Regions from separate parts of the Homo sapiens genome. Here region 2 is linked to region 1. Evidence: read pairs that join two places in POLR2A ChIA-PET (ENCODE). Cell type or tissue: HepG2. All regions are shown on one strand. Each heading gives the region's core, and the rest is flanking DNA. Links, peaks and the distances in the headings are about the cores only.

Region 1 (11,672 bases), core at 3,006-8,005:
ATCAAGGTAATGAACATAGCCATTCCCCCCAAAAGTTTCCTTGTGTGTCTTCTAATCCTTCCGATATGGTTTGGCTGTGCCCCCACCCAAATCTCATCTTGAATTATAGCTTCCACAATTCCCATGTGTTGTGGGAGGGACCACGCGGGAGATAACTGAATCATGGGGGCAGCTTCCCCCATATTGTCGTGGTAGTGAATGAGTCTCATGAGATCTGATGGTTTTATAAGGGGAAACCCCTTTTGCTTTGCTCTCATTTCTTCTGCCTGCTGCCATGTAACATGTGCCTTTCACCTTCCACCATGATTGTCAGGCCTCCCCAGCCATGTGGAACTGTGAGTCCATTAAATCTCTTTTTTCTTATAAATTACCCAGTCTTGAATATGTCTCTATCAGCAGTGTGAGAACAGACTAATATACCTTCCTTTCCACCTCTTCCCAATCTCCCCTTTGAGCAACCATTGCTTTCTGTCACTATAGATTAGGTTCCATTTTCTAGAGTTTTGTATTGTTGTCAGCATCGGTAACTTATTCCTTTTGACTGCTGAGTAGCAGGACACTGTATGGATGCACAACGTTTTGTTTACGCATTTAGCGACTGAAGGGCACTCGGATTGTTTTCAGTTTGGGGCAATCACACATAAAGCTGCTATAGACATTCGAACATTCTTGTGCAGGTCTTTGCATGGACATCAACTTTCCTTTCTCTTGGGTAAATATCTAAGAGTATAATGGCTGGATCAAATGGTAAGTTTAACTTTTTAAGAAACTGCCAAACTGCCTTCCAAAGTGCTTGCACCATTTAATGTTCCCATCAGCAGTGAGTGGGCATCTGGACTTTGTTTTCAACCCAGAGAGAAGCCTGGGTCTGAGGACCCCAGAAACTGGGTTCTTCTGAGGAGGGCCACACTTTACATAGGCATCTTTAGGAGAGGGCCCTGGAAGAGGTGGGGGACACAGCACTAGGGTGGGAATCAGCCACAGTCCACCAGGAAATTGGGGAGGCCAGTTTTGTCTGAGAGCTGGTGGGCTCTGAATATATTCCACGCTTTCTTTGTCCCAGCCTGGGGAGTGGGGGTGGAAGTAGAGGAGGAAAAGAATTTCAATGAGCTGCTTTTGACTTGATGTCATTTTGTTGGTTTCAATAACTATTTGTTGAAATAATCTGTGCCAAAGGAGGCCAAAAGGGAAGAGGCATAGGACTGGGGTTCAAAGAGCAGACCCTGAAGAGTCCTTGGAGGACGAGGGAGAGTGCGAGAGGCTTAGCAGGGTGGACAGTGATTCTCATTTTACAAAAATGCCCAGTATCGAGATTGCTGCAGTGTTTTCAGTGCTGGGGAAATGACATCCCTAAGGCTTGCATTCTAGATCCTCAAAAAACAAATTGCCCTTTTAAAGTCTCACGGTTAAAGAGATATTTGGTGTCTCTTGAACATGTGGTCGGAGGGTTTTCTGATGGGAATCCTTGGTTGTTTTTAACAAAATAAGCCAGATCCAGAGGCTGCGTGACAGGACCCGGGCACCTCTCAGGCTGTCTTCTCACAGTTTGTCTTCTTTCCTAGCCTAATTTCTAGACTCTCTGCACCTGTGGTCTTTGTTTCACTCCAGCATCACCTTTTCAGCCTCTGCCATTAATTGGACTCATTGAATGCACTGGGCTCATGCCGGCTTCCTAGTTGCTGAATCCAGAGGCCTTTTCTCAGATCTTGTTCTCCTGCTCTCATGGCACCATTTTGATATGGAAGATGGGCAGAGAAGTGCTGGGAAGGGAAGGGCATGGTGCCTGGCTACGGCTCCACCCCCGAGCCTATGGACCTAGGTGAAGACAGGCACTCCTGCCTTCATGCACAAATGTTGCATTTCCCAAGGCCACCCTGGTCGGCCACACCCTGATCCTGTGCTGTAAATAAACCGGAGACCTTAGTGGGTATGCACACAAGAAGTAGCTGAGCCATTGAGCAGAACACACCAGCCGAAGAACACACAAGCAGCTGGACGTCAGGAGCACACTGGCAGGCACCTGCAGGCTGGCAGGCCATCGACCAGCACAACAACATGGAGTTTGGCTGGGGCAGTTGGAGGGGAGCCCCACTGCTGAGCGGCCTGACTCTAGGGGAAAACCACCTTTCCATTCCATCTCCCTTCAGCTCCCCCATCTGCTGAGAGCTACTTCCACTCAATAAAACCTTGCATTCATTCTCCAAGCCCACATGTGATCCGATTCTTCCAGTACACCAAAGCAAGAAACCCTGGGATACAGAAAGCCCTCTGTCCTTGTGATAAGGCAGGGAGTCTAATAGAGCTGACTAACACAAGCCACCTACAAATGGCAAAACTAAAAGAGCACCCCATAACACATGCCCACTGGGGCTTCAGGAGCTATAAGTATTCACCCCTAGATGCTGCCTTGGGATGGGAGCCCCACAGCCTGCCCATCTGCCTGCTCCCCCTAGAGGTTTGAGCAGCGGGGCACTGAAGAAGCGAGCCACACACACCCTGTGAAGGGGACAAGGGAACTTTTCCCATTTCAATATGGTCTTCTCACTCACCTCCTCCCTCTAGACAGCTCTCCTGCCTAGGTCTCCATGGCGCTGTTCTACCTAGCTCTCCTGCTGCAGGTTGACTCCCCTGGTAAGCTGTCTCTAAGATGGAGATGATCAGGGAGTGCTCTCAGCATCACTCCGTGGAGGGAGCAGAGGGAAGCAGGACTGGGAGGGAGAAGCTGAATTGTGAAATAGTCTCAGCAAAGGCCTCAGCCAGCTCCACAGGGACAGGCATTCGGGGCACTGAGTTGGAGCAAAAGAATCAGGTCTTTACACACCCGGTTGATCAGTCGCTGGGGGTGGGCTCCCTGGAAGTAGGCAAGGCTTTGGGCAAGGTGGTGTTATTTAGCCACGGGCCATTCATTCCAACAGTGTTGCCAGCAGCTGGGGGAATCAGTCCCTCCCCAAAAGGGGATCTAGGCAGCACACTACAGTGTCCACAACACCTTCCTTCTCTCCAGCCGCTCCTTCCCTGGTGTAGGTGACCACTTTCCTCTGGTCTCAGGCTATGGCCTTCTGCTCTTCTCTATTTACAATCTCTTTTGTAAAACACTAATAAAGTATTTTATTTACACTTCATACAAGAACAGTAACTAGCATTTATTGGGTGCATCCTATGAGTAGATGCCAGGCACTGTGCTAGGCACTGCCGATATATTATCTCATTCAAGTTCCCAGAAACCCACTGGCATTAGGGGATATCAAAACTCTTTATCACAGCCAAGGAAAGTGCCAGAAGAGTCTTCTTAAAAAAACAAAGCAAAATCCTTTTTCTACCATGTCATCTCCCTCCTAGCTCAAGGCCCTTTGATGGCTCCCAATTACTGTTGGAATAAAAGCCCAGACTCCTAACTCAGCACCCAAAGCCCTCCGAAACCTGTCCTGAGCCTCCCTTTTTACAATTCTTCCTTTTTCCATTCCTGCCAAACCAAGCCCTTCACTAGGACTTTCAGCTGGCCTGCTCCAACCTGCTCCGAGACTAGCTCGGCTTAGCTCTTAACTATGCCTGTCCCTTCCTTTGACAGTCATTCATTCACGTATCTGTTTCCTCATCTATTGTAGACCTAACATATACTAGGCTGTGTGTTGGGCATTGGGGATACAATGCTGAACAGACACAGCCTGTCCTCCGCTTCAGAATCTTAAAATTGTGCAAGAAAGACGAATGTTATTCAAACTTGCCAAATTTTCAGTTATTTATTTATTAATTATTATTATTATTTTTTGAGACAGAGTCTTGCTCTGTCACCCAGGCTGGAGTGCAGTGGAGCAATCTCAGCTCACTGCAACCTCTGCCTCCTGCGTTCAAGCAATCCCCTGCCTCAGCCTCCCAAGTAGCTGGGATTACAGGTGCCCACCACCACGCCCAGCTAATTTTTGTATTTTTAGTAGATATGGGGTTTCACCATGTTGGCCAGGCTGGTCTCAAACTCCTGACCTCAGGTGATCCACCCTCCTTGGCCTCCCAAAGAGCTGGGATTACAGGTGTGAGCCACCATGCCCAGCCTCAAATAGTTATTGAATTCCAGCTTTGACTCAATGCTAAGAGGGGAGCATCAAGGGGTGTTGAAAGCTTAAAAGGGAGCGCTGAGGACCCTTGGTGAGCCAGGTGCTCTTCCAGTGCCCGTGGATGTGGCTGTGTAACTCAGTCGCTTCCCTGCTTTCTTCGTGGGGCCTAACGTAAGTGTTTCTCCTTTTCAGCTCTCCCCTTTCTCCTCTTAATATCTACATTGCCTGTTGCCTCAACTACTCAATCCTGTGCAGCTTTGCTTTCTCAATGTAAAGCGCTGTCGTCTCTCAGGTACATTTTGAGTCTTATGAATGATAGTTATCACTGATTTGAGGACATATCCTGTGCCAAGCAGTCTCTATGCTCTCACACTGTTCAGCAATTGCAATATCCTCACAACCATCCTTCTTCTTCTTCTCATGATCCCATTGTCTTAGTCCCGGAGGAAGTAACCCTGAGACAGGGACTCAGAGCACCTGGTTTACTTGGCAGTTTAAAGAAACATGGGCAGGTCAGTGGGGAGGTCATGGAAGGGAGGGTGTATTATCAGTCAAGTTCACCCTGGGGGAAAACCAGAGCCAAATCCCGCTGGGGAAATTCTGAGAAGTGGCATAGAATGCGTCTCAGAATCACCGTACCCAGGGGGTGAAGGAGTTGGGGTGCTTATTCACCAATTCCCACCAGACGCTGGTTGAGGGCTGTGTGTAGGTGGGAATGGCACTAATTCCTGGGCACTGCTGGCACCTGCAAGGGCAGGCAAAGTGGGCATCGGCAGCCTGAGAAAGCCCCCAGGGGAAGAAATGGAGGTGCCAGAGTACACTGAAGTGGTGAGGACGGAGGGCCTACTACGCCCATATTACAGATAAGTAAACAGAGGCTTCGAGGAGTCAGTCCAAGGTCACATGGCTAGGAACTATCAGAGCCAGGATGAACTGAAGTCTTTCTGGCTCTAAAACAACATAAAATGCCCCTTGAGAGGCATTATCTTATCTTAACCTCCAGTAACCCTTACAGCTCTTTGCACAGGGCTAAGAACCCAGTAAAGAATCCAAAACTGCTTCCTGATTGAGGAGCCTGAACGATGAGGAGCTTCTTAGACCCACAGAATAACAAGGCTTTTTTTCTTTGTTTGTGTTTTTGAGACTGAGTCTCACTCTATTGCCCAGGCTGGAGTGCAGTGGCGTGATCTCGGCTCACTGCAACTTTGGCCTCCTGGGTACAAGCGATTCTCTTGCCTCAGCCTCCTGAGTAGCTGGGACTACAGGTGAACACCACCACGCCTGGCTAATTTTTTTATTTTTAGTAGAGACAGGGTTTCACCATGTTGGCCAGACTTGCCTCAAACTCCTGACCTCAGATGATCCGCCTGCCTCGGCTTCCCAAAGTGCTGGGATTACAGGCGTGAGCCACCATGCCAAGCCAATAACAAGCTTTTAAATGTGCCTCCCTTCTCCATGATAGCAGGTGCGATCACCTAGTTTCTGAATACATTCATGAGTGTCTCGACCCCTTTTTACCTTATCACCTCTTGGACTTGTTTGAAAAGAGGAAAACAGGCCCACAGTCAACGACGGCTTCCTGTCATGAAGCTGAGGCCAGAACTGGAGTTGCTACTCTTGGTCTTCAGCAAAAATTCAAATGCCCATGCAATCCTTTTTTTCCCCTCCATGAAATTCCCCTAACTCGGTTAAAGAAAAAAAGTCAGTCAATTTACATGGTAACAGAAAAGGACAGGGCCTGGTATAAAATATTCCCCCATCTGCACCGGAGGGCACGGCCTACACGCTTCAAGAGCACAGCGGAGGCCCCGGGGATTTGTTTTTCTTTCCCTGACCCGGGGACTCTGATCTCTCACTTAACCTCTGACCTCTTCAATTCAGATAACAGGGAACTGGCAGCTGGGTTGGGGGCAGCTCTGAATGCCACTGGACTCCGCCTGGGTTCATTCTGGCCATGGAGACAGAACAAAGGGAGGTGGCCCTTCCCCGTGAAGCACCCCAGGGCGGCAGGCAGTCCTGTGGGGGCCCCTGCTCAGGTGCCCACCCCGGGGAGCATAGAGGGTTACCTCATTACAGCTAATGCCATTTAGAGCCTACTTTGTGCGGACAGGAAAAAAAATTAAAGCAACATCAATACCTTGATTTGACTCCATTTAAAAACTTCAGACTGAAATAGGCCTCAGCAAAGATCCATGCCCCTCCCTGCAGAGAGGCCTTTTTCCTCCCTACCTTAGGCCTCATTTAAAACAGGGCTATAGTCTGCATTTTAACAGCAGCTATTTAGAGGTGGGTATGAGCCACTTGTTTGAAATTGAATCAGCCATTTTTATTAAGCCATATATTTTCATTCTTGCCGGTGACGCTGGGAGACGATTTTCCAGCCTCTCTGTTTTGCTTTCCAGTGTATTTTCATTGGGAGGAGAGCTGCAAATCCAGGCCCTGCAACCTCCAATTACCCTGCTCCAACCCCATGCTGCTGGGTTGGACCCAACTCTTCACAGCAACCTCAGAAACAATGAATTTTAACCCCCGCACCCGCAACACCAAAACAAATTCCTTCCTAAATAAGGAGCCCGTTGGCTCCTTCCTAGCTGAATTCCCAGCCCCCATCTCCCAACTCCAGTTTCCAGTTTTGTGGCTGCCGCTGCTCCTGCTTGCTGGTGACTTGGCAGCTCAGCAGTGACCACCCACGGTCGTGCCCCAGGGCTGGATGACTACTTAATCTCTGCTAGGAGTTTGGCAAGAGGCTATTCACTGCCTTTAGACAATTAGACATCTCGAGGGACAGACATTTTTTTGGAGCCTCTAGTTCCCAGCTGCATGTGGGTGGGCCTTTTATTCATTCATTCATTCATTCACTGATACATTCATTCACTCACTTATTTATTCTTTCGTTTATTCATTGATTGCTTTGGAACAGCACCTGACACAGAAGGATGACAGCATGTCAGTAGCTGTCATTCATATCCACAGCCAACATTTATCAGGGACCTCCTACTATGTACCAGGAACTGAAGATGAAATAAATAAAACCCAGCCTCTGCCTTCGTGAGATCATACTATCAGAATGTGGTTTTGCACATTGGGATCACTCGGGGAGCTTTTAAGAAAAGCCTATACTAGGCCCCACCCGCAGAGATTCCGATGTGATTAGTCCATGGTGGGGCCAAGGTATCTGCATTTTGTAAAGGCTTCCACATGTTTCTAACGTGCAACCAGGGCTGAAAGCCACGGCTCAAGAAGGAAGGGCAGATAAGGAGACAGCTCTGCCCCAGGGTGAGGAGGGCAAGAGTAAAGTTCTGTGGATGCAAGGAGAGATGGACTCTAACCCTGCCTGAGGTCAGGAAGGCTTTCTAGAGGAAGGAGGCCTGAAGACAGAAGTCAGCATGGGATGGGCCAAGGTACTGGGAAAGGAGAAAGGGGGAGAAGATTCCAGGAGATGGGAACAGCACAGCAATGGCCTGGGTTGAAGGCAAGCATTGCACGTAGGACAATTTCCGATGATTGCATATGGCTGGAGTTGTGTGTGAGAGAAGGGAGCAGGGGATGGAGGAGACAGCTGGCCGAGCAACCCTGCTAAGGGACTAACAGGGTGTTTTGTCATCCATGTAAGGGGTTCAAACACTGCCTAAAAGCAATAGGGAGCAGAGGAGGGAAATGATTAATTTTGCATTTTATTTTATTATTTTTAAATTAATTTACTTATGTATTTTTGAGACGGAGACTCGCTCTGTCACCCAGGCTGGAGTGCAGTGGTATGATCTCGGCTCACTGCAACTTCCGCCTCCTGGGTTCAAGCGATTCTTGTGCCTCAGCCTCTCGAGTAGTTGGGATGACAGGTGCATGCCACCACACCCAGCTAATTTTTTTTGTATTTTTAGTAGAGACGGGGTCTCCCTAGGTTGCCCAGGTTGGTCTCAAACTCCTGGCTCAAGTGATGCACCCGCCTCAGCCTCCCAAAGTGCTGGAATTACAGGCATGAGCCACCACGCCCAGCCAATTTTGCATTTTAGAAAACTCCTGGCCGGGCGCAATGGCTCACGCCTGTAATCCCAGCACTCTGGGAGGCCGAGGCAGGCAGATCACGAGGTCAGGAGATCAGGACCATGCTGGCTAACATGGTGAAACCCCGTCTCTACTAAAAAAAATACAAAGAAATTAGCCAGGCGTGGTGGTGGGTGCCTGTAGTCCCAGCTACTCAGGAGGCTGAGGCAAGAGAAGGGCGTGAACCTGGGAGGCGGAGCTTGCAGTGAGCCGAGATCATGGTGCCATTGCACTCCATCCTGGGCAAAAGAGCGAAACTCTGTCTCAAAAAAAAAAAAAAAGAAAAGAAAACTCCTTCAGCTGTAGAATGGACTAGAGCGCAGCCAGACAGGAAGCCAGGTGAGAAATGACAATGACTGGACGCAGGGATGTATCAGTTTAACTTAGGCTGGGCTCCCCTACACCTTGAGATAGTCTAGAAAAGGAGTCAGAATTGTCCCACCTAAGGAATGAAGAAACTGGTGTATTTGCCCACAGACCCCTGTCTGGTGTTGGTCCAGGGCCTCTCCTGGAGGCATCAATGCCCCAGCATCCTGGCCTGCCCACCCCACTCCCACAGGCATGCTCCTGGCCAAAGCAAGCTCCCTGGCAGAGAATGACAGGCACCTACAAGGACACCATCCCTGGCTGTGGGAACAGTGGTGCCCAGGGCACATGTACAAGGCTGCAGCAGAGGCTGTGACTAGGTCTTTACCCAGTGATGGAGGGCATGAGAGACTGAGGCCAGGAAGAGGCTGGTGAGTGTGGTGAGATTGACAGGTGCAGATGGAAATGAGGAGGCAAGGGTTGCCATCAAAAGGAGGATGGCAACCCTCCAGCACGCTGACTGAGGGCACGAGCAAGTGAAACCTTTAATCCCCAGGGTCAGATCAGCACAAATACAGCCATGTGCCGGCCAACAACCTTCTGAGCATCCATGCAGGGCAGGATCATGGGATTCTGGTTGTTTGAGCTGCATGGACTTTTGGTTTCCAGGAGAGAAGAATTTGCAGTATTTGTAGGAGGCTTGGCTTTAGGCACATAAAAAGGCCTTAACAGACTTTAATTCCGGGTCACCCCCACCCACAACCTTGTGTTCCTCCCTCTCCTCTCCCCATGATGTAATCTCTGATGTAATCCTTGGTATATTTCTGTTCCCTGTCTCTCCTATCCAATCAGCTGCTGTGTTGGTTGTGAATTATTTGAAGGCAAGAAATCCACTCAAACTAATTCAAGTCCAGGAGGCCAGTTTTGGGGAAGATATGAGAGCTGGGGGAAGAACCGAGGGCAGGAAATGTAGCCAGGCTCCCTTTAGGTTCAGAAGCAGAGACCACTAAGACCCCAGGGGTAGAGAAAAGGCTTTTCCTATTTTTTCTGAAGCCACATGGTCTCTCATCTCCCCCTCTATCTTTTCATCTGTTCCATCTCTGTCTCATTTTTGTTCCTCTCTGCGACCTCTCTCTGTGTCTCCGGTATTTGTGCTCAGGTGAGCACATGGCCACTCCAACCTGGCATTCTGTGGCCTCTTAGTTTAAGCCAATATAAATAGGCTTCAGTCTTTATGTCTCAGTTCCTAATTCACAAGGGAGAGTACTGGATTGGTAAGTATTAGAAGACCCAAATCAAACTGGTTCCAGGAAAAAAAGCAAATTTTTTGCCTCAAGTAACTTAAAAGTCAAGGGTAGGCATCAGGCATTGCTGGATCCAGGGGCTTAAGTTCTTTTGTCAGGAATTCTGATGCTCAGCCCTTTTTTGATCTGTGTTGGTTTCATTTTCAGGCAAGTTCCCTCCAGCTTTAGATCCTCTAGTTTAGCAGTCTCAGTAGAAAGGTGGCTTCTTTCTGCCAGAAGTTCCAATCACATTCCTAGGGTTGACTCTCACTGAGCCAACCCAGATCACAGCCCCCTTGCTGAACCAGTTGCTCTGTCCAGTGGATGGAAATGCTGATGGGCCAGACCTGAGTGACACTGCACCCTGAAACCAGATGGACTAAAAACAGGAGAATGGCCAGGCACGGTGGTTCATGCCTGCTATCCCAGCACTTTGGGAGGCCAAGGTGGGAGGATAGCTTGAGTGGCCAGGAGTTCGAGACCAGCCCGGGCAACATAGCAAAACCTTGTCTCTACAAAAAATAGAAAAATTAGCTGGGCCCAGTGGTGTGCGCCTGTAGTCCCAGCTACTCAGGAGGCTGAAGTGGAAGGATCACCTGAGCCTGGGAAGGTCGAGGCTGCAGTGAGGAGCAAAAAAAAAAAAAAAAAAGCAGGAGGAGAATTTTTCTCCAAAGAAGACTGAGGTGCTGGTACCAGAAAAAGGAAAAGGAGGCATGGATTTGAGGAGGCAGAAGTAAACAACCAACATGGTCAAGGGGTGACATCACACCCTTCCACCCACCCTAAAGAGCTCTGAACAAAGCAGGTTTCTTATAACAATATGGGAACCAAAGCAGTCACCACGCTCTCCTGTCAATGTTATCTGAACAATCTCACAGACATCTGCTTCTTCCTTTCTGTGACTGGGGCACCAGCCAGGGCTGACCATCAGCATGTGTGCACTGATATGGCCACCATCGTTGTTAAAGTACTGCACTATTTCCGTCACCTGTTGGTAAATATCCACCGGCCTGAGTCCCTGGCTTCCCCCACCTAGGCCACTCAGGCCCTCTTTTGAATCCCACAGATTGCCACAGGCTAGCCACTGAAGGGTTAATGCTGAGTGCAGCAGGGGCCTCCAAGACCCTGACCCAGCCGCTTCTGATTGGTTGATGCTCATGACCTACCAGTTGTCTCATTGATCTGGTACCAGTAGTTAAATATTTTGAATATCACCCTGGCTGGCAACAGTTTCCTATCTACTCTCCTTCATTCCCCTCCATCCCTCGACTCCCACAGTCTTCCTTCACACAGCCTTCTTAAACTCTGATCTGCACTACTCACTGGCCTCCTCATCATTCTCCCCTGCATCAGGTCCTGACTCCTTCGTAGGTCTCCAGCTGCCCCTGTGAGCTGGTCCCAAATGCCTTTTCAGCCTCACCTTCCCACCCACCTCCCACCCAAATGGCTTGCTTTTCCAAATACGCATGCCTCCTCATGCTTCTCTGCCTTTGCCCAAGCTGTTCCCTTTTTCTGATATTCTTTACCCACATATTTATGGAGGGCCTACTGTGTATGTGTCAGGTGCTGGCTTGGAGGAATAGACTGAGCAGGGAAGGTGGAGACAAAAAAGACAGACAGATGTTGTGAAATGTCTCCAATGGAGAAGCTCAGCCTGGAAGCAGAAAGGGGCACTTAACCCCAGGTCCCAGGAGCTCCCTGAAGGAGGATTCCTGGAGGATGAGTAGGAGGCCAGGAGGTCTGGGGCACAGCAATGAAGTCAAGGAAGCCAGCCTGCCATGCTGTGATTCCAGGGGTCCAGCAATCTGCTTCAATGTGCCCGATGTCTGAGCACACCTCCCGTTTGCTGAGCGCTTTCCATGTGCCGGGCACTTGCTGAGCTTTCCATGCTTGATCTCACTCAGTCCTCACCACCACCCTGCGAGGTGAGGCTGTGCAGAAAATGCAGCTCAGAGAGAAGACTCACACAGCTTGTGAGCAGCAGACC
Region 2 (11,672 bases), core at 3,956-8,955, 440 kb before region 1:
TTGAAAGTTGGTACAGGCAGATGCCAGCACACCATAACAAGGCTGCTGCTTGAAGAACCCTGCCCTTGATAATTGAATGAACACTCTGTTCTCTCTCACCGTAGTGAAATGCACATACTTGCACATTTTCACTCAAATTCTTGGAGACTTTAAAAATAGCCCAAAGCTCATGATGGATTTGGAGGACCTCCTGTCTCCCTGATTCCCTCCTGCGCTGTGACAGTGTCTTGAGGGTTTGTGGGAAGGATGATGGAAGGATCAATATTTTGGGGGAAAAGGAATTTTGCAGATCCTTCCCTTTTCCTCCTCCTCAAGCTCCGCCACCTTTGCCCTGTGCCGCAAACCGATCAAGGGTGCCACTACTACAAGCTTAAAAAGCACCCTACCCCTGTCAAACCCAAGCTCTTAATCTCCCACTGGAGCTGTGGGGCCACCCAGCTGGTGCTATCTTATCAGAGGCTGGTGACAGCCACAGGATTCAAAAGAGGAAGCGGAGGTGTCTTATCTGCCTTGCTCGTATCCGGCTGGAAGCCGAGCTGTTCTTTCTCAGTGAAGGGCAGAGTCTCATGTCACTGCCCTTGGTTGGGAACAAGGGAGAACAAAGGTCATTGCCCTTTGCAGACTCAAAGGCTTAGAGGGTCATGAAGCAGGCAAGGGCACTGGGACAAAGAAAGGCTCCATGCTTTAATCATTAGTAAATTAAATCCCTGCGTGGTAGATACACCTATTATCCTCATGGAAGAAGAAATGGAGGCTCAGAAAATTAACTTGCCTCAGGTGGCGCAGTGAGACATCAGGATTTAAATGCAAGTCTGTCCAATTCAGGGATCAAGCTCTTAATGTTTCGGCTATTGCCCTTACTTAATCTTTCCAACAGCCCTTGTCCCCATTTTACAGATGAGGAGATGGGGATCATCACTGAAACTCTCAGAGCTCCAGGAGGGGCCAGTCAGAACTCTACAGGCCTCTCTCTGAAGCATAATAACACACCAGCAAAGGGCTGCATCCTTTATAAGACAGTGCATTTCTGTGGGGGGCAGAAGGAAGAGAAGGAGGAAGGGAGAGAGATAGGCAAGACAGGGATCTAGAATAATCATTGTACACAAGAGGCGCAGGCATGAACAGCACATGCAGACTGGCAGGCAGGCTCCTGCTTATGCTGAGGCTGGGGAAACTTGGAAGGGGAGGGAAGACATCAGAGCAGTAATAACTCCCAGCCGCAGCTGCCAAGCTCCCAGGATTTCTAGAGATGAGGTCATGAGAAGCTGCTCTCTTTTGTTCTCACGGCAACCAGGCCTACCCCCTTCCCACTCTCCAGCCCCAGTTGTACTAGGAATTGGTGTGGGAGGTGGGTAGGAATGTCAAACAGAGGCGGTGACAGTGGCTGCGGTTACCATCACTGTCCTTCAATATTCAGATGGTACCCAGAGGTAACCATGGCAACCGGCCGTGGGAGCAGTCGTTGAGGAAGATGTTTATCCCACCCAGTGGGCAGGGCTGAGGGATGGGCAGGCCACACCAGGGCACCCAGCCCCAAGGAGACAGCTCCGTGTCCACTGCAGCCTTGCTTGTGGAGGTTTTCACCTCTTACTCCAGGCTTCTGGGGGTGCAAATCCCCATTCTAACACATGGGCAAAACTTGGCCAAGTTCTTAACTCCTCTGAGCCGTGGACCCCTCATCTGTTCACAGTAAGCATGTGATGATGATGACGCCACGATTGTTATTATTCAAAGAATGAGCTGTAGGACTCTTCAATGAATGAGTCAGATGGACCTGGCTAGGAACCTGTGTAACTGAGACAAGCAGCTCTCCTCTCTGGGCCCCAGTTCTTTATCTGTAAAAGGTGAACCCCACAGGCATTTTACATGACTGCCATGGTACCTACACAGCTGAGTATGTGTCTTGGTTTGTGTTTCCCTGAAAACAGAACTGGAAATGGGGTTTGGGTGCAGGTAGTTTACTTGGGAGGTGATTCCCACAAGTGGGAGAATGGGAGAGTGATGTGGGGGCCACGGATACGGGAAGCCAATAATGAGCAGGTGACCACTGTGGGCACCTGGGGCTCAAGCTCACTGTGGACCCCGGGCGAATTGTGTAGAACGTGCCTCTGGATTGTCCCACAAGGGGTGGGGACATTGGGGGATTTAACAACTGCCATCCCATAGTAGGAAGAGAGGCCAATGCTTGGGGTAAGAGACAGGCACTGTCGCAGGTAAGTTCAGAGGTGGGCAACGGAAGACGGTGTGGGGTGCGAGAGAAGCCATTATAGAAGGAAACACTGGGTCCTTTCCATAAAACAGCATCTTGGTCTCCCTCAGCCTCCTGCTGCTCACACACATACGTGCTTGCTTTCTAGAGGCCACTCCTGTTTCCATGAGACTAGTGCATTAATTTAACTTATTTATCTTTTTAAACTTTAGGTTCAAGGTACATGTGCAGGTTTGCTATATAGGTAAATTGTGTGTCACAGGGGTTTGGAGTACAGATTATTTAATCACCCAGGTAATGTGCATGGTACTCAATAGGTAGATTTTCTATCCTCACCCTCCTCCCCTCCTCCACCCTCAAGTAGGCGCTGGTGTCTGTTGTTCCCTTCTTTGTGTCCATGTGTATTCAATGTTTAGCTCCCACTTATAAGTGAGAACATGCGATATGTAAATTAATTCAGCCTCTGTAGAAGGCAGTTTGGCAGTTTCTCAAAGAACTTAGAACAGGAAACAGGTAATTGAATGGTCGATTACCATTTGACCCAGAAATCCTATGATTCGGTATATATCCAAAGGAATACAAATCATTCTAACACAAAGACACATGCACACATATGTTCATCGTAGCATGATTTACAATCGCAAAGACATGGAGTCAACCTGAATGCCCATCAAAACTAGACTGGATAAAGAAAATGTGGTCCATACACACCATGGAATACTACATGGCCGTAAAAAAAGAAGGAAATCATGTCTTTTGCAACAAGATGGATGTAGCTGGAGGCCATTATCCTAAATGAATTAACGCAGGAACAGAAAACCAAATACGGCATTGGCCTCCATCAGCCTTGATTATGAGGACCTTGTCTGTCCTTTGTATTAGCTGTGAGCCCCTGGGCAAGTGCCTTGATGCCTCTACACCTCTGTTTGTTCATCTGTAACAGGGAACAATAACAGTACTTACCTCACAGGGCTGTGATGAGAATTAAATAAGATAATGTGCAAATGTGGGATGAGCAGAATATTTCCATAAAGGGCCAGATGGTAACTATTTTAAGCTTTGTGAATGATCTTTGTTGCAACTATTCAACTCTGCCACTGTACCATGAAGGCAGCCATGACTATATGTAAATAAATGAATGGGTGTAGCTGGGTTCTAATAAAACTTTACTCACCAAAACAGGAAGCAGCCAGATTTGGCCCATGAGCCCTAGTTTGCTAATCTCTGGTATAAAGCCCAACACGCAGTACCTGGCACATAGTAGGTACTCAGTGGAAGCAAGCCACAGTTATTATTGCCACAGCTTGGAAAGCGCACAAGCCGAAGGCTCTCCAGAGCTTAGCTAAGTTTCTACTTCTTCCCCTTCTATGCCACTTAACCATTCAAAGCATGAATCTGTGTCCTAGTCCTTGCTACTCAGAGCATGGCGGTCCATGTACCAGCAGCCTCACCAGACCTGTGAGTTTTTCAGAAATGCAGAATCTTAGGCCTCATCTCAAATCAACTGCATCAGAACCTGCATTTGAACAAGATCCCCAGGTGATATCTGTGCACATGACAGCTGGAGAGACACTGTCCTCTTTCATCACCTGCCTGCCCTTCCCAATCAGAGAGCACATTGCCTGGCCCACACTTGGAGCCAGTTTCTCTGGGATTGCTCATTACCCCACTCTTCTCTCCATCCACTCTAAGTCGCTTTTCACCTCCATCCCTGGCACACTTCACAACTGGAGGCCCAAAGCCCTATCTTTATTCAGCGTAATTCTCACATGTAGTCCCCTGGATTCCACCCACACAGATGTCCTCAGAGCCTCTGCTCAGTTCTAATCACCCCACACCCTGCTCCTGAAATGATCTCTCCATTCCAGCTGCACAGGCAGCCATGCCCCCAGGTGTCCCAGCCAGGTTCCTTGTCTCTTCATTCTCCTCTCCTCCTTTCTCTGTGCTTCCTCTACCCTAGGCACCCCCATGAAAAAATTTTCCAACTCAAGCATTGTATTAGTTCCTTCTTGCATTGCTATAAAGAAATGCCTAAGACTGGGCAATTTATGAACAAAAGAGGTTTAAGTGGCTCACGGTTCTGCAGGCTGTGCAGGAAGCATGATGCTGGCATCTGCTTGGTTTCTGGGGAAGCCACAGGAAACTTACAACTGTGGCCAGAAGGCGAAGGGGGAGCAGGCATGTCACATGGCCAGAGCAGAAGCAAGAGAAAGGGAGCGGGGGGGGGGACGTGCCACACACTTTTAAATGACCAGATCTCGTGAGAACTCAGGATCGCGAGGACAGTACCTAAGGGATGGTTCTAAACCACTCATAAGAAATCCGCCCCCATGATTTAATCACTTCCCAGCAGGCCCCACCTCCAACATTGGGGATTAGATTTCAACATGAGATTTGGTCAGGGACACACATCCAAACTACATCAAGCATCCTGCCTGCCAGGGGATAATCCAGCCCCATGCTGCCTATTACTGCAGCCATTTACCACTGGTGGCTCATCTGAATTAAGATATGCTTAAAGCGTAAAATACACTCCAGATTTCAAATATTTAGTAAGGAAAAGAGAATGTAAAATATTCGTTAATAATTTTGTACTATCAATGATATGTTGAAATGGCATTTCAGATATACTAGGTAAAAAACTTAAAAAAAAATATTTCACCTATTTCTTTTTCCCTTTTTAATGTGGCTATTAGATAATTTAAAGTTACACATGTGGCTTCCATTATAGTTGTATTGGACAGCGCTGGTCTGGCAGGATACTGTATGGATTAAGAAGGCAGGTACCAGAGTCCAACTGCCTGTGTTCTGTTCATGAAAGAATGATTCTGAGACTTATTTAAAAGGTAAGGCAGGGTTTATTTAAGACTATCACAGTAGGGGTACTGCAATAGGGGAGGGAGATGGGGATCAACTCTGAATACAGAAAGGACAGGTGGGGGATTATAGTCAGTGAGCAGAGTAAGGAGAGTCAGTGGATGAAAAATTGCGAAGAGGAGACACCCAGGGTTGGGGAATTCTTGCTAAACTGACCTAACAGGATTCTTGCTAAAGGCAGGTCAAGGACTTATACATTAAAGGTGGGGGATGAGGAAATTGATCAGATTTCAAGGGTGATCAGAGATCAAAGGTGAAGACATTTTGCTAAACTGACTTGACATGATTTTTGCTGTGCAGGACTGGGGCCATATTTGAGGCCTAGTCGAATAGAGGGCTCAGAGGAGACGAACTAAGTTTGGGCGAGGAGAGAGTGTTTGTCAGTTTGAATCCCAGCTCTGCCGCTGTCTGGCTGTGGGTTCTTGTTGAAACTGGACAACCACTCTGTGCTCAGTTCCCTTCTCTAGAAAATGGTGATCATAAAAGTACGCACTTGGAGTATTGCTGTGAGGGTCACAGGAGATGATGTGTGCTAAGTTCTTGGCCCCTTGCCTGGCATGTAATTATCACTCAATAAATACAAGCATTTGTTATTATTTCCATAAATATTTGGGAGGACTGATTCTGAAACCTCCAGGGATCCCGAATTTGGAGCACTGGAAATGCTAACACAGATTCCCGGTTTCCTCCCACTTCACATGTCTTGTAAAGCTCCATGAGCACCCAGTGCCATTCTCCTACCACAAGTTGATGGTTATTTCTATATCCGCTGAAAGTTTCTCTTCAACCACATGACCATTTTTTGCCAAGAAACAGAACTTCCACCGTGTCGCAAGTTCCACAAAGCTAAGGTACTGGTGCTCCCCAGCTACGAGACCCAGTTCCCCTCCATAGTTCCAGATGCACACCATCCAAATTCATGCTTCATTCAAATGGCGCATGACTGTGGATCATGGACCTCTGGGTCATTCACAAATCCTGGAACTTCAGAGGTAATTTGGGAAGGCCAAGGTCAGCCCACTTAAAACAGTTCTCTCTCTTTCTCTCCCAATTTGAAATTCCTACTAACCCCAGAGTGAGCAAGTTACAAGGGAACATTTGTTGTGAGAAGACATGGCAGGCCAGGACCATTGGCCAATGTTGGGCCATTCAACATGTGTCATTGTTGGAAATGGGACAGATAGTCTAATTCTCTAGTGAGGAGATTTAGAATTATGTGGAGATAGGAGAAATTCATTTCTTTGCCAGTAATCTAGCTCATCCTGTTAGAAAAGCCTTAAAAGTGCATCGTAACAGAGACAGCTGAGTCTGACACCCAGCCCTGCATGGGTAAAGTCAGCTCCATTTATTGGACCTAGATGTAAATTTTGGTAAATAGGCTCTTATCTTTCAGGGAGGGTTTTCTGAGAGACCCTTTGCCCAGCAGAGACCTCGGGGAAACCAAAGATGGCAAAGAACTATCCACTCTGTTCTCTGGCCCTATCTCTCCCAACTTCCACCTTTGCTCAGGTAGGTGGAACCTTCATGTAAATGGTTCCCTGCTTATAATGCACATTGGAATTGCCCAGAACGTCTGTTCAAAATGCAGGCTCCAGGGTCCAATGTCCAGGTTGAGAAAGCTGATATAGCACCCAGGGATCTGCAAGTTAATTTTTAAAAGAAAGTCACATGGGGCAGTAATTCTAGCAAACCTTCCTCCTAGGCCGCTGCAGAGCTGTAGAAACCCAGTTGCACAGGGCTTTATGCCTGGCAAGGGCACCCCTTGCTGTGTGCATCCCAGAGGAGGCACGTCTGAAGTCTGCAGAGGAAGCTTCTATCTTCCCTTCCAACGAATTCCTGCTCAGGCCAGCAAGGAAGAGAGTTTGAGTTGTTTATGGGGTAAGAACAAGAAATCTGTTCTGATTGCACTTCACAAAACTGCTTTACACAATTGTGACTTGCTTTACCATTGTCATTTACTGTGGTGATCCAAATGAATCAGCCCCAGTCTCTGGTTTCATTCCGCCCCTTAAGCCTTCCCAGGATTTAGTGCTCCTGAGTCCCTTTCCACTAGGCCAGCAGGCCTGGATCCCTGCCGCTAGGTGCACTGTGGAACATTTGGAGAGCTTCTGTTATAATGCCAGTGCCCAAGCTCCACCCTGAATCATGGAAGTCAGAATTGCGAGGGAGGAGTGGGGCCCAATGTAATGCTTTCTAGCCACTCCCTGGGTGCTACTGATGGTAGTCAGAGTTAACATTTGTGCTAGGTTTTCTAGCCTGGCTGCACATTGGACTCCCCAGAGCAGCTTTAAAAATCCAGATGATGCCCAGTTCCCACACCCAAAGAGACTACATTAGTTAGTTTAACATTTTTTCCCCAGCAATGGAGTGTTTCTAAAATCTTGCTCAAAGTTGAGAGCTGCTATTTAGGCCCTTCTCTTCTACAAGGAAAGTCCTAGCACAAACTCGTCCTGGAGTCATTATTAACTCAAACATCTTCAGGTTCCCTTGGGGGCCTAAGAGAGAAGGTTTGGCTCCCAGACGCCACGATGCCCAGGAATAGAGGGCTCTCGCACTCAACTGGGGGCTATGTACATGTTTGTTGACAAATGGAACTTTGCTCAGCCTGAGAGCAAACCCCGTAGTTCAGTGGGTTTGCAGACTTGCAGTGCTACTCAAAGTGTGGTCCCTGGACTAGCGGCACCAGCATCAGGGAAACTTGTTAGAAATGCAGATCTTCGGGCGCCACTTTGGACCTACTGAATCAGGGGTGCTTGTCGGTGTGGGGCCCAGCAATCTGTGTTTAGTAAGCTCTCAGGGTTATGTTGGTGCATGCATGCTCTAGTTTGAGAAGCACTCCCGTAGTGTGCAGAGGAATCACCTAAGAAGCGATATTAAATGTAAGATTCCTGCACTTCCCTGCAGAGAGGCTGATCCTGGAGGTCTGAAGTAGGACCCAGGAATCTGTTCTATTAGTCAGCACCCCAGGATAAAAATGGTTCCAGGGTCACACCTAGAAAAGTCTAGTAGAAGCCATTTGCCCGCAAAGGACAATGCTCCATCTGGCCACGCATCCCACAGCCTGCGAGGCCTCCAGTCTTCCCTCCCAGGCTCACACCCCCACTCACAAAGCTTCTGGAGTATTAAGCCCTTTCCACTCCCCAGCCTTCCCTGGAAAATGGGCTAAACCAATCCACAGGGGGTGAAGGGCAGAACCGGTGTCCCAGCACCAGGGTTCTGTTGCAGCTTCAGAAGCCTGTATTTGTGGACAGAGCTCTTCCGAAGGTTCCAGGAGGATGAAAACATCCAGTGACTCCCAGATGTTGCTGGGCTGGATATATTTATTTCTAATAATGCTCCTGGCTCCACGCTTCCAGATGGACAGTCCCAAAGAGAATGGTTTGTTTCCTTTCGTCTTCCTCCACGATGCATTTTACGATTGCAGAGGGTCCTGCTTGCCATGTGTTTGCTTCTAATCTGTAAGTGCTTTTCCACGGGCTTGGCTCTTGGCAGTTCCCATATTTACCGAGGAGAGCACACGCCGTCAGAGGCTGGCTCCCGTCCAGCCTCCTCCAGAGTTCAGTGTTTGGAGGTTGGCAGCAGATGAAGAAGCATGGCCTCTCTGTCGCCGGCTCAAACTTTCAGGGCGTTTTGCCCCTCGCACTCAATTTCTGTTATCTTTGAGGGGCTTGCCTTTTAATTTGTTTCTCCGGCAGCCATGCTAATAAATGGGCCACGGCTGAAGAGCTGTCTGAGAAACAATAGCTGCTCAGTTCCATCAGCCAATTTGTCTCAGGCACCGTTTGTTATGAATCCTCCAAGCCCATTAACCCCTGAACCTGGGAGATGCTATCTCCCCAGGGATGAATTACCTTTATTTCCAGACATGTGTTTGCTCATTTAGTACCCTATTCATAAAAGCAGCCCTGTTTTGGCACTGTTTTCCAGAAATGAAAGGGAAGGACACATCATTTGGGAAGAGTGGCTGGCCATAGCCTAAGAATGATGGCTGACATTTACTGAGCAGTGACTCTGGGCCAGGCACAATGCTAAGTGCTTTTTCGGACATTGCTTTTCAGTCCTTGCCACAGTCCCGAGTCCTGGACAAAATCATGAAGTGCATTTTGCACAGGGAGCAGCTGAAGCACAGAGGGGTTAAATGACTTACCCAAGAGCACTCAGCTGTAAGTGGTGAAGCTGAGAGTTGAACCCTGGTACCTGTTTATTTTAAGTCAACTCTCTCACCAGCTGGCCGAGCTCCTCCCCTTGAGCTCTTCCCACTTGGGCTGGGGACAAGGAGGGACATTTGGGTCACAGGAAAGAGTTCATTGGCCTCTAATGATCATTACCAATGGATTTCACTTTCGGAAAAGAGGTTTGTTGACAAAAGTGCCACATCTGACTATTTTGAATTTGAGTGCTTATTTTAATCCTGAAGTTTAAGTTACACACACTGTTTTATTCATGTGAGTGAAAGGACAGAAAATTGTACTTAATACTGCACAGATCTGTCACCATTCAGCTTGAATTGATATCTACCCATATCTACTCTTGAAAGTGGTAGGATGCAACCAGGTCTCCTGATGGCTTTGGGCGGTGCTTGTTCTGAAAATCTTAGAAGACAGAAGTGATTCATCTTCTAGAATTAGATTTCTTATTGAAGTTGAGTTAGTCTGCATAACAAAACTAAAATACCATTGTTTAAAACACAGTCAATTCCCTTACACCAGGATTTTTTCTTTAGCAGTGTTCTCGAGCTTAACACTTTAGAATCACCAGATAAATTTAAAAGAAATCATGATGCCTAGGCTGCGCCCCAAAAGACCAGTTATATCTGGATCTCTGGGAGTGACATCCAGGCATGAGCATTTTTCAAAGATCCCCAGGTTATTCCAATATACAGTGTGGCTGAGAACCAGAACTCTGACATAAAGCAGCTCCTAACAATTCCATGATAATGGTGCCACAAAGTCAACCCAGGTTCTTTCCATCTTTCTGCACTTCCACCCTCACCCTCAGCACCTGGCATTCATTATCAAGTTTATCACATGGTCCAGTAGAGCTGCTGAAGCTCCAGCCATCACATCCAGATTCCAGGTGGGAGGAAGACAGAAGGAAGGGAAGAACTAAATGATGTAATGCCTAGCCGTGATGGCCTAAATTGTGTCCCTCCTAAATTCATATATTGAAGACCTAACCCCCAAGGACCCTATATTGGAGATAGGGATTTTAAGAGGTAATTAAGGCTAAATGAGGTCATTAATGGTGGGATCCTAATCTGATAGGATTGGTGGCCTCAGAAAAAGAGCAAAAGGATCTTTCTCCTCCTCTCTCTCTCTCTCTCTCCCTCTCTCCCCCTCCCTCTCTCTCTCTCCCTCTCCCTCTCCTGCTTCTCTCCATGCCCCCACTTTCTCCCTCTCTCTGTTCCCTTCCCCTGTGTGAAGACATGGAGAAAAGCAAACCAGGAAGCAAGAAGCAAGCCCTGACCAGCACCTGACCATGCTGGTACCCTGATCTTACACTTCCAGCCTCCAGAACCATGAGAAACTAAATTTCTGTTGTGTAAGCTTCCCAGTCTGTGGCATTCTTTTATGGCAGCCCTAGCGGACTAAGACAGCGGCTGAAGTCTTAGTGGCTGAAGTCAGCCTCCTTTCATCATTCTTCCCAGAAGTTCCAGTGGCACTGCTGTTTATACGTCATTAGCCAGACATCACCTGGCCACCACTACCTGAAAAAGGGGTGGGTGAATGTTGTCTCTTTGCTGGGTTCATCACCATCTTTAATAAAATCAGGCTTCTATGACCAAGGAAGAAGGGACAAAAAGCATTTAGGTGGCAACCAGCAGTCTCTGGTTTCAATGCCTTGATGAAAAAGGGAGATGGGGTGCAGGGGTTTGGGAGATGAGAGTGAGCAAATGAGAGCTATGAGAGCGCCTAGGAGAGGGCACTTTGGAAACAAGGAAATTAAGCTCTGGTAAGCTCTACCACATGTTAGGGAGTGCCAGGAACAGACGGCAGGATTTCTGCGTGGGAGTTTCCATGGGACCCGGCCTCCCCACCGCCTCTCCACCACATCACATCTGTTGTTAAAGAGGCCCCAGTGTAGAGTCCAGCTGTTGGAAGAGCAGCCCTTCTATCGGCTTGGCCTTGCAATCACAAATCAGTTTGCTCAGAGGTCCCTGGACAAGCACAGTGACTCAGACAAGCAGCGTGTTTTTTCAGGCTTTGTCACACACAGGGAATGAACTCTTTGGCAGCCCTCTTCTGAGCCAGCATAGGAAGGGCTTGGGAAAGCTGGAGAAATCCGAGGTGCACAGACATCTGGCATTGCCCGGAAATACAGACCAGGAGCCTGTCTTTGTTCAGTGAGCAACTATTTGAGGATTTACAGCGTGCTGATGTGTGTGCTGAGAGGACAGATGAGGTCCGTGCTCTCACAGAGCTTATGTTCCAGAGGGATGAACAACAAACAGTTGAACAAATAAGATAATTTCAGATGGGGCAATGGGGAAAAGACGGGGCCACATTAGATAAGAGTCAGATGGTTCTCAGGGAAGCAAGAGGTTTTGTTGTTGTTGTTGTTTTGTTTGTTTTTGAGACAGTCTGCT

The links. ChIA-PET counts read pairs that join two places held together with the same protein. Peaks named below come from ENCODE experiments on the same cell type or tissue, not always from the same donor. Only the 100,000 strongest peaks of a DNase experiment are listed, where the experiment ranks them.
Region 2: POLR2A ChIA-PET joins it to region 1 with 5 read pairs; 1 of 35 experiments calls an interaction of 5 or more read pairs at or near these places.

Annotation. Positions count from the first base shown.
Region 1 is chr3:72,585,027-72,596,698 of GRCh38, forward strand. The region is part of intron 10 of LOC105377161 (a long non-coding RNA gene); the gene reads right to left. Among named protein-coding and RNA genes, the nearest start is that of RYBP, 140 kb to the left of the region's middle. RefSeq lists an enhancer at 5,534-6,361. In HepG2, for the core only: no CTCF peak of the experiment used is centred there; a DNase peak (open chromatin) is centred at 5,915; H3K4me3 peaks cover 755 bases.
Region 2 is chr3:72,144,455-72,156,126 of GRCh38, forward strand. It overlaps LINC00870 (long intergenic non-protein coding RNA 870), which reads left to right and starts at 6,803. Exons shown (of 3, transcript NR_038221.1): 1 at 6,803-6,964. In HepG2, for the core only: a CTCF peak has its summit at 7,188; DNase peaks (open chromatin) are centred at 6,687, 7,197, 8,387 and 8,487; H3K4me3 peaks cover 2,245 bases.